Regions from separate parts of the Homo sapiens genome. Here region 1 is linked to region 2. The links are chromatin contacts, found by Hi-C in ENCODE. All regions are on one chromosome and are shown on one strand. The core of a region is the stretch at or near the end of the contact, and the rest is flanking DNA. Distances in the headings are between cores, read along the strand shown. Region 1 holds the start of LOC105377277 (a long non-coding RNA gene). Region 2 holds the start of AFP (alpha fetoprotein).

Region 1 (5,635 bases), core at 3,017-5,516, 700 kb before region 2:
TTGACTTCCACTCCTCCGGATCCAGCAGGGTGTCTGCTGCGCTCCTGATCCAGCGAGGTTCCCATTGCCGCTCTGGATCGGGCTAAAGGCTCGCCATTGTTCCTGCATGGTTAAGTGCCCAGGTTTGTCCTAATTGAGCTTAACACTAGTCGCTGGGTTCCACAGTTCTCTACCATGACCCATGACTTCTAATAGAGTTGTAACACTCACCGCATGGCCCAAGGTTCCATTCCTTGGAATCCGTGAGGCCAAGAACCCCAGGTCAGAGGACAAAAGGTTTGCTGCCGTATTGGGAGCAGCCCGCCCCCATCTTGGGAGCTGCCTGCCACATCTTGGGAGCTCTAACAACAAAGACCCGCCTGTAACAAAGCCAGACAGAGAAGACTGGAATATTTGATACTTCAATGCAAAGACATAGATGTACATCGAAAAGAAATAATAGCAAAGGAGGAGCCATGACCAACCCAAACAGACAAAGCAAGGAACCATTGTCTAACCCTAACAAGACAGAGATATGTCAACTTTTTTTTGAAAGGTAAGGCCGAATTTACTTATTTATTTATTTTTCTTAAAATAAAAAAGTGTATGTGTATATATATATATATAAAATTTATGTATAAAATTTACCATTGTTAAGTGTAAAGCTCATTGGTAATAAATATATTTATATTATTTTTCCCCCCTCTCTTATTTCCCTCATTCCCACTGCCATTCTTGGTCTCTGGTAACCATCAATCTGTATCTTCATGATATCCACTTTTTTTAGCTCCCACACAAGAGCAAGAACATGCCATATTTGTTTGTCTGTGCTTGGCTTATTTCTCTTAACATAGTGATCTCAAGTTCCATCCATGTTGCTGAACATGACAGGCTTTCATACGTCTTATGATTGAATAATATTCCATTGTGTATATGTACCACGTTTTCTTTATCCATTCCTCCATTTATGGGCACTTAAATTGATTCTATATTTTGCCTATTGTGAATAATGCAGCAGTAAACATGGGAATGCAGATATCTTCTTGATATATTGATTTTTTAAATGTATATACCCAGTAGTGAAATAGCTAGATCATATGGTAGTTCTATTTTCAGTTTTTTGAAGAACCTCTGTACAATCTTCTGTACTGGCTGTACTAATTCCCACCAACTGTGTATGAGAATTCCCCTTTCTCCACATCCTTGCCGGCATCTGTTATTATCTATCTTTTTGATACAAGCCATTTTAACTGGGATGGGATGATATCTCATTGTGGTTTTAATTTGCATTTCTCTGATATATAGTACTGTTGAGCATTACTTTAATATAGCTGTTAGTCATTTGTATATTTCCTTTTGAGAGGTGTCTATTCAGACATGTTGTCCATTTTTAAATTAAGGTTTACATTTTTTTCCTATTGAATTGTTTGAGATTTCTATATACTCTAGTTATTAATCCCTTGTCAGATAAATAGCTTGCAATTGTTTTTTCCCATTCTGGGTTGTTTCTTCACTCTGTTGATTGTTTCCTTTGCTATTCAAAAGTTTTATAGTTTGATGTAATCCCAATTGTCTATTTTTGCTTTGGTTGCCTGTGCTTTAGAGGTTACACAAGAAATCTTTGTCCAGATCATTGTCCTGAAGTATTTCCTCAGAGTTTTATTCTAGTAGTTCATGGTTTTAGGTCTTAGATTCAAGTCTTTAATTCATTTTGATTTAATTTTTGTGTATGGTGAGAGATAGGGGTCTAGTTTCTTTCTTCTGCATATAGTTATCCAATTTTCTCAGCACCACCTATTGAAAAGGCTGACCTTTCCCCATTTTAGGCTCTTAATGCCTTTGCTGAAGATGAATTGGCTGCAAATGCATGGATTTATTTCCAGATTATTATTCTGTTTTATTTATCTGTCTGTTTTTATGCCAGTACCATACTGTTTTGGTTACTATAGCTTTGTAATAGATTTGAAGTCAGGTAGTGTGATGTATACAGCTTTGTTCTTTTTGTTCAGGATTGCTTTGGCTATTTAGGATCTTTTGCAGTTCCATATGAATTTCAGATTTTTAAAACATTTCTGTGAAGAATGTCATTGGAATTTTGATGGGGATTGCAGTGAGTCTGGAAATTGTTTGGGGTAGTATTGTCATATTAACAATATTAAGTCTTCCAATCCATGAGCGGAGAATATTTTTCCAATTTTTTGGTGCTTTCTTCTATTTCTTTCACCAGAGTTTTATAGTTTTTCTTGTGTAGGTCTTTCACATCTTTGGTTTCAATTGATTCCCAGGTATTGCATATTCTTTGTAGTTTTAAATGAGATTGCCTTCTTGACTTCATTTTTGGCTAGATCAGTCTTGGTGTGTAGAAACACTACTAATTTTTGTACATTGATTTTGTATCCTACAACTTTACTAAATTCCTGTATGAGTTATAACAGTTTTTTTTGGTAGAGTCTTTAGGTTTTTCTGCATATAAGATGAACAAAGCTAATTTGACTTCTACCTTTCCAATTTGGTTTTCCTTCATTTCTTTTTCTTACCTAATTGCTCTGGCCAGGACTTCCAGTATTATATTGAATAACAGCAAAATAATAGTGAAAGTGGGCATTCTTATCTTGGTCTAGCCTTTAGAGGAAAGGCCTTCAATTTTTCCTTGTTAAGTGTGTTGTTAGCTATGGGTTTGTCATAGATGGCTTTTATTATTTTCAGGTATGTTTCTTCTATGCCCAGTTTGTTGAGGATTTTTATCATAAAGGAATGTTGAATTTTATCAAATGCCTTTACCTTTATGGCATCTATTGAAATAATTATATGATTCTCATTCTCGATTCTGTTAATGTCGTGTATAACATGTATTGATTTGCATATGTTGAACCATCCTGTATCTCTGGAATGAATTCTACTTGACAATGGTAAATGAGTATTTTGCTGAAGATTTTTACATCTGTGTTCACTGGTGATATTGGCCTCTAGCTTCTTTAAAAAAAAAATGTGTCCTTGTCTGGTTTTGGTATCACAGTAACACTGGCCTTGTAGAATGAGTTTGAAAGTATTCCCTCTCTCCTCTTTAATCGTTTTGAAGTATTTGAATAGAATTGGTATTAGTTCTTTAAATGTTTGGTAGAACTTAGCAGTGAAGTTATCAGGCCGTGAGCTTTTCTTTGATGGGAGACTTTTTATTATGGCTTTGATTTCATAACTCATTATTGGCTTATTGAGGTTTTCTATTTGTTGATGGTTCAATATTGGTAGGTTGCATGTGTCCAGGAATTTATCCATTTCTTCTATATTTTCCAATTTGTTGGCATGTAATGGTTCCTAATTGTTTCTAATGATTCTTAGTATTTCTGAGGTCTCAGTTGTCATGTGTCCATTTTTGTTCCTACTTTTATTTATTTGGGTCTTCTCTCTTTTTTTCTTATTCTGGCTAAAGATGATTTGGAGCTCCTTTATATGCTGCTTGCTTCTTTTCTCTTGCTGCCATTACAGTTTTATCTTTATGCTTGATCTTTGACAGTTTGATTAGTAAATACCTTCATTAGTCTTATTTGACTAATGTGATGCTCTAAGGCCTTCCTGTACCTGAATATTTATATCTTTCTCATGTTTTGGAAAGTATTCTCTTATTATTTCTTTGAATAAGCTTTCTACCCTTGCTCCTGCTCTGCTCTCTCTTGAACATCAATAATTTTTAGATTTTGTCTTTGAGGTAATTTTCTATATCTTGTAAGTGGCCTTCTCTCATTTTCATTCTTTTTTTCTTTTCTCTCCTCTGTTTATTTTTTAACAGCCAGTCTTTGAGCTCATTGATTCTCTTCTCTGCTTGACCTATTCTGTGGTTGAGATCCCCTGAAGAGTTTCTTAGTTCAGCAAATGTAGTTCTTAGTTACAAGATTTCTGCTTATCATTATTTCAATTTCCTTGTTAAATTTCTCTGATAAATATCTGAGTTGCTTTTCTGTGTTATCTTAGAGATAACAAAGTTTCCTTAAAACAGCTGTTTTGAATTCTTGGTCAGAGAGTTCACAAATCGCCATCTCAGGAGGGTCAGTCGCTGGAACTTTGCTTTGTCTAGAAGGTTATGGTTCCATGTTTGCTGTTGTTTCTTGTGGGTATACATCTATGTATTTGTATTAATAATTATTTAGTCCAGCTTTATCTGTCTAGTTTGGTTTGGTTTTTATTGAATACAGTTGCTTATGAATCTTAACTGCCAGCTTGCTGCCTTGTTTTCGGCTCTAGATGGCGCCATAAGCCTATGTTTACCTTGACTTTTGCAAATGGCCATGGCACTGCCTGTCCCATAAGGAGGAGGACCAAAGGGATTACCCTAGCACTGTGGGAAGGCCGGCCACGGGTGTGTTCCCAGGGGACTTGTGGAACATACTTGCTACATGATTTCTACTGATTTGGCATCTCCTTTGGTCAAGTTACAAGGAGTTTTTACGGCTGAGGATGGTAGTCCTGGCTTCCCTATTTGTCTTTGCCAGCCTTCACAGACATTTCTCCCTCCAGGCAGTCACAGTGCTACCTGTGGTTTAAGGCAAAGGCAGGTCTCCTGGCAGGAAACCGAAGAAGATGGGAAAGCTGGTTGACAATCTCAATTTCACGTTTTTCAGTGCAGAAACCATGAGTTGAGGGCAGATTTTTCATACTGCTGATGCCTGGTGTAATGCAGGGAAGAGGCCTCATGGATGTAGAATCTGGTTCTCCTACCATCTGCTCAGAATGTTTCCACTTCTCTGTACCTACAGGAACTGTCTCATCCTCATACAGGATCTCTGGGTTGCTGCTGGTGAAGATCTTGCTGCTGTGTATTTCTTTTTGGTTTCTGGTGGAGGGGAGAGAAGCAAGCTTGCTTCTATGCTGCCATTTTGGGATTAGAAAACCGATATGTGAACTTTATAACTAAGAATTCAAAATAGCAATTTTAAGGAAACTCAGTGACCTACAAGATAACATAGAAAAACAATTCAGATACTTATCAGAGAAATTTAACAAGAAAATTGAAATAATAATTTAAAAATGAAACAGAAATCTTGGAACGGAGAACCACATTTGCTGAATTGAAACACTCTTTAGAGGATCTCAATAACAGAATGGGTTAGAGAAAAGAATCAGTGAGCTCAAAGACTGGCTATTAAGAAAATACAGTCCAAAGAAAGAAAAGAAAAAAACAATAAAAAGAAATGAAGGCCACCTTTAAAATATAGAAAATTACCTCAAAAGACCAAATCTAAAAATTATTGGTGTTTAAGGGGGAGCTGAGCAAGAGCAAGGGGAGAAAAGCTTATCCTAAGAAATAATAACAGAGCACTTTCCAAAACTCATGAAAGACAGAAATATCTAGATATAGAAAGGTCAGGGAACACCAAACAGATTCAACCCAAGTAACACTAACCAAGGCATATAATAATTGAACTTTCAAATATCAAAGACAAAGAGAAGATCCAGAAAGCAGCAAAAGAGTAAAATAACAAAGCAACTCCAGTTCATCTGGCAACAGACTTCACAATGGAAACCATGTAGGCCAGAAGGAAATAGGGCAGCATTAACAAAGAGAAATTGTCTTTCACAGACAAAAGCTAAGAGAATTCACCACTACTAGACCCGTCTTGCAAGAAATGCTAAAGGGAATTCTTCAACCTGAAATTAAAAA
Region 2 (5,573 bases), core at 451-2,950:
GGTTTCTCCTTCTGTGACCATCCATCTACTGTAATGTACCCATAATTGAGGGTATCTATATTCTTTATGGTTACTTTTAAATTTAAGCAAAAAAAAATTGGTAATTAGACAGACCTCTAACAGTGTCTATTCCCAGTATGATCAAGGTCTAAAACCCAAGACTACAGTGCTCATGGATTGACTCAAAGCAATCCTTATGCAGGTTTGGATGTGCAAGGAGTAACAGCAACACACTACTTTAAATTCTTTGTTAGAAATTTTTAAAATGTGGAATGGAAAGACATCCAAGAGACTAACATACTCTCCACAAATAACAGCAAATAGAATATTTTATCACCTATGGTTTGCTGCTAAGATTTAAATAGTATACAGAAAAGAAAACATTATAATATCACCCTGTTGGTACTGATGAGAAAAATTCCTGAATTAGTATATGGCTGTCACTGATCAGACACTAATCTTCAGTTTCTAAAATCTGATTTGGTTTGACTCATGAGATTTCAAGGAATCAAAAGGTCAATGTCGAAGACATTAGTCAACAGTTTAACCTCTTCAACATCAAGTTGATATTCAGTATGAGTAACTTTTCTTGAAATTGTCCAAATTGCTTTTGTGCTTTTAAGAGCTCACAGGGGTACCCAATTTTATTTAAGTATTTACTTATCCTTGCTTTACACATTTAAAGTACATTTATATAAGCAAAACTTACAGGTCAGCTAAACTTATCTCTGCAGTACATTGGTAAGAATCCAATATGGAAGCTGGAAAGCAAAATAAACTTCATGAAACGTGTTTTCAACTGCAACCAAGAAAGTAATCATTGTTACATATGAATGTTTGTGTTTCAGTTAGAACTGTACAGTTTCAGAATTAAAAGAACATTAGGGATAACCTAAGCATCTTAATTTTATACTTGAGGAAAAGAAAACTAGGAAACTAAGGAATGAAGTTAACAAGCATAATTTATAGTAGACCTATCACTAAAATCCAGATTTTGTCTTCCAGTTGTTTGGTTTTTCCCTGTACTGTAGTGCTGTAACTGTCCTGAAAGTCAAATGGTTAAAAATATATTTCAGGCATTCTTTTGAACATAGTTATACTACGGTTTGCCATTCATATCCCAGTCACAATATTTCTTCTTCAGACCATCAAATAATGACCCATTTTTCTGTATTAAAAACAAAGATTTTATCTATTTTACTAGTCTGAGGGAGTTATGTGAAGGAGCATAATTCTGGCTTCTTCACATATAAAATTTTATTTATATTCATATATATGTACATATATGTGTATATATATAATTTTTCAAAGTTAATATGCATACCATTGAAGTGTAAAAATTAATTCAACATGAAACATACAAACCATTCATCCATTAAACACTGCTATAACTTTGTAAACCTCTTGTAAAGTTACAAGTTTATCTTTCATTTAAATATATCCATCAGTTAAATATTTTTTCTCCATGTGGAATAATAAATATGAATAATAAATCAAGACAAATTAATGCAAATTTTATAATTTAAAAAATTTTGATATAGAGAAAAGACAAGAAAAACACAAAATATCTCACCTATTCCATATTCATTTCTATGCAGTGTTCTGGATTCAGTAAAATTTAGTAGGAAAATTAAAAAAATTGATTCCACCCACTTCATGGTTGCTAGTTATTTTGTTATTGGCAGTGGTGGAAGCACAATATGGAAAATCATGCTGAAATTCTTTTATACTCTTTTCAGGCAATGCCTGTTAACTAGTAACCTTTTGTTGGTATATCTGTTACTTTATGGTATTTCCTTAGGTTGAAAATGGGACATTTGCCAATAATTAACAGCATAGCGGTTATTTGTATTTTATGTTCAAGGACACAGAGCTCTTTGGGGCAGAAAAAAAAAACTTGCAAACTTATTTTATTTTGCAAATATAACAAATATTCTCCTCAAACTACAGAATATTCAAAGAGATGACTTGTCCCTAAGTTGCAGAATAATTAATTTCTCTCAAATTAAGTTAATGAAGCCATAAAGAAAAGACAGCAGATTTGGTATGCAATTCATCTAAATACATTAATTCTTTAAAACTATTAAATGCCTATCATATGCCAGGCACACAAGACATTGTCTGACCAATTCAGACTCTTCATCTTGCAAATATAACAAATACTCTCAAAGTACAAAAAATTCAGAGAGATGACTTGTCCCTAAGTTGCAGAATAATAAATTCATTTCAAATTATCATTGCTTGATAATTATGCTGTCATTGTTTAGCTCAGAAACACTTTTCACTTAATATGTATGTCAATAAGGTACATTTTAAAGTATTTAGTATGCGATGTATGGCTTAACATAGAAAACTTAGAGCACAAGCCCTAATAAACCAAGTCCTATAATAATTTTATTTGCACATGTGTCTTTATAAAGTGGGTCAGGTGCATCATTCACTTAGCAACTCAAGATGATGATGTTAATACTAAATGATGGATGCTAAGAGTGGCTCACCTCCTATCATCCCTGTCTACAAGGGTTCCCGATCTTGGCTACACATTAGAATCACTGGGGGAACTTTTTGAATTCCCAATGCCTAGTCTGTAACCCAGACCAGTTAAATCAGAATCTGTGGAGTTGAGACCCAGGCACCAGTATTTTCTAAAGCTTCACAGGTGTTTCATTATTCTAAAGGTAAGATTATAAAATCAAATAACCCACACCAGGAAATAAATTAATATGGTACATTCATAAAGTAGGGTGATATACAGCCATCAAAATAACTTTGTGGAAGAATATTTAATGAAATGGAAATATGCTCATAATATATTGTTAACTGAAAAACAGGACAAAACAATACATGGAGAGTGCTCTCATTTGTGTATCATTGTACCTCCTCTGTATTCCTCCCACCCTCTAAAAAAAATGTTGAATAAAAGACAGAAATAATGGACAACAAAGTTTTAACATTGGGTTTCTCTAGATGGTAAGATAAGTGAATTTAATTCTATCTCTCTCTCAAAACTTCTTCAATGAAAGAGCAGTATGCAATTTTAAACATAAAATTTTTAAATAAGCTAAGTACAGTACTTAAAAAATAGATCATACTGCAAGCTACTAGGGCACACATTTAAACAAAAAGGGTTTACCGTCAGTAGCACTTCCAGCAAATACAAACATTTATCATAGTATAAACAAGGTCTTCAATGCTAATCAAGTACAATTCCCATTCATTTGTTAGTTTTTGTCCATTTTCTGCTATGCGTGTCTCTCCTAAGTTTTGTCTCCTAAGGAACATGTTAACAAAACAGGCCTTGCTCACGTACTCTCCAGAAAGAGGTAGCACCATCCTTGTCTATCCGTTTGGATTCCAGGATAGTATTTACAAAGTGCAGTTCTTCTACTCTTCCTCAAGGGGGACTTTACTCAAATATATGAAAGCCAAAGTATTTGTTATGAAGGAATACCTGAAAAGCAATAGTCATGAAGTATTAGTTATGAAGAACTGAAATAGAGTTTTATGAAGCAAACTATATAAGCTTGCCCAAGCATGGGCAAAATATCCCAAAGGCTTTCACAGTGTCTGGTTCATAGCCAGGACTCAGCAACATTTGATGAATGAATAATAAATGTATTTGTTCCAACATGGGTTTAATGTAGAGAAAGGGGTTACATTTGGCAAATCCCAGATTCTATAAAGTCTGAAATCTTTATAACTTTACAAAACATATTTCAGCTTTTCTGATATACATATATAGATATAGATATAGATATAGATATAGATATAGATGTAGATATAGATATATCATCTTCAAGGCCAAGTAATCCAATCTGATCATCTCATCAAAAGATTAGAGGGGACAAATGTAAAAATGCCTGGCAAATGGTAGGCCTTTAGTAAATTATGACTATTTCAATATTACAAATATATATATAAAAATACACACACAACTACAAATAATATGTACACATCAAGCCAATGTATGTTGTGTCAGCCACCAGTTCATCAAGATGTCGATGCGACTACACCAGGAGTAACAACTTTTCTATCAGTTCAGGTCCTGTTTGGACTTTTCCTCTGATATTATGCTGGTTTTGTGTCATCCTCCAATCTCCTTCCATATTCTGCCTTACGGAGCAGATGTCTGCATTCCATGCCATATGATCAGAGAGGCAGTATAGCACAGTATTAATCACGTAAAGTTGGGGAACTGGTTTGAATTTTTGCCCTGTCACTTAGCTACATGACTTTGGGTGAGTTAATTCATTTCTCTGGGCTTTATCTTTATCAACTATAAAATAAGGATAGTGATAGTACCTCCTTCATGGTTAAATGAGAATTAAATAAATCAATAAATATAAATGCCTCAGAACCGGGTCTTGCACAAAGTAGCACTCGATAGATGGGGTTTTATTTATTCATTCAATAAAATGTTAAGTCTGCATTCCAGGCACTGTTTTTGGATGGGAATAATCAGCAACAAGAGACAGGCACCATGTAGCTCTTGTTGAGCTTACTGCCTAATCAGAGAAACAGACAATAGTATCAGTAATCACAACATGGTGTGATGGATGCTGTGATTAGTAGAATGAAAAGAGGAACTCATGACATCTTTGGAGGGGTCAGATAAGGCTTCCTGGAGGAAGTAACATCTTCATGGAGATCTGAAAGAAAATTAGAGGTGGGCCAAATGAAGAGGGAGGGTATAGTGTTCCAGGAAAATGTAAAAGGTGGTGGAAAAACCAACCGGTAAGGGAAAACAATGCACACTTAGGGAATGAGAGAAAATGCAGTTTTGAAGAGGCACAAAGTTTAATAGTAGAAAATACTAGATATTGGGAATTCCTGGCAAAGTTGGCAAGGGCCACATCTCAAAGACTTTTTAAATGGAGTTTATAACTCCTTCTGGGACTATTATAGACAACAAAAGGGAGCTAATAAAAATCATATTTGTATTTTGAAACTGTCTCTTTTGTTTCAAAAGGGGATAAGACTATGATAAGGAGACCAGTTAGGAAGTTTTCGCAATAATACTGTCAAATAAGTGGCCTGGATAAAGCTGAGTGGTATGAATGAGATAAAGTCAAAGACTTAGTAACTAAGTACATGTTCAGTTTTGGATATATTTAGTTTAAGATAAAGTGACCAGTTTACCCAAACAGTCCTGGCTCTATGCCTATTGACTTAGTGTAATTATTAATCAGGCTCCCTTTTCACTCTCATCTCCCCATAGGTGGGATGAGCACTGGGCTAAAAGTAATTAGATTTTAAGGAACAAGAGGACCCTATGTGCTACAGGACACATTTTAGGAAACATTCCAGGCAAAACTCCCCGGTTTGTATGTTGAAACGTCTTTAAGCCCTCCAAGTGGAGACGTTGATGTGCATTTGAATACTACTTTTTATCTTCTGGAACAAGATTGAGGCTAGAGATAGATATTTGGGAATCATAAGCTTGCAGACAGTTATTGTAGCCATGTGAGTGGTTGAGAAAAATAGATAGCAGTGAAAAGAGAAACCATGAAGAACAGCAAATTTTCCAAGACAAGCAATAAAGAGGAGCTTTGAACCAGAGTTTGTATACTAAC

The links. Hi-C counts contacts between places; a loop is a spot of excess contacts on that map. Pooled maps may share reads with other maps.
Region 1: a loop to region 2 is called in a pooled map, with 3 times the contacts of the local background. The contact joins the enhancer-like site here to the promoter of AFP in region 2. A Hi-C loop is called at or near these places in 4 of 37 single-sample maps with no recorded cell type and 10 of 50 pooled maps.

What each region holds. Positions count from the first base shown.
Region 1 is chr4:74,133,027-74,138,661 of GRCh38, reverse strand. LOC105377277 (a long non-coding RNA gene) reads left to right here and starts at 467. Exons shown (of 2, transcript XR_938878.2): 1 at 467-535. It also overlaps a transcript of MTHFD2L not described here. Within about 2 kb of position 4,266, at least 4 of the 41 ENCODE cell types and tissues checked have a DNase peak (open chromatin) inside an H3K27ac peak, as active enhancers do.
Region 2 is chr4:73,432,348-73,437,920 of GRCh38, reverse strand. AFP (alpha fetoprotein) reads right to left here and starts at 1,700. Exons shown (of 15, transcript NM_001134.3): 1 at 1,574-1,700; 2 at 710-761. The coding sequence starts at 1,658. RefSeq lists enhancers at 1,811-1,833, 1,674-1,870, 1,860-1,880, 4,998-5,020, 5,128-5,147 and 7 more, promoters at 1,674-1,870, 1,674-1,956, 1,674-5,442, a cis regulatory region at 1,871-2,102 and silencers at 3,463-3,493, 3,117-3,523.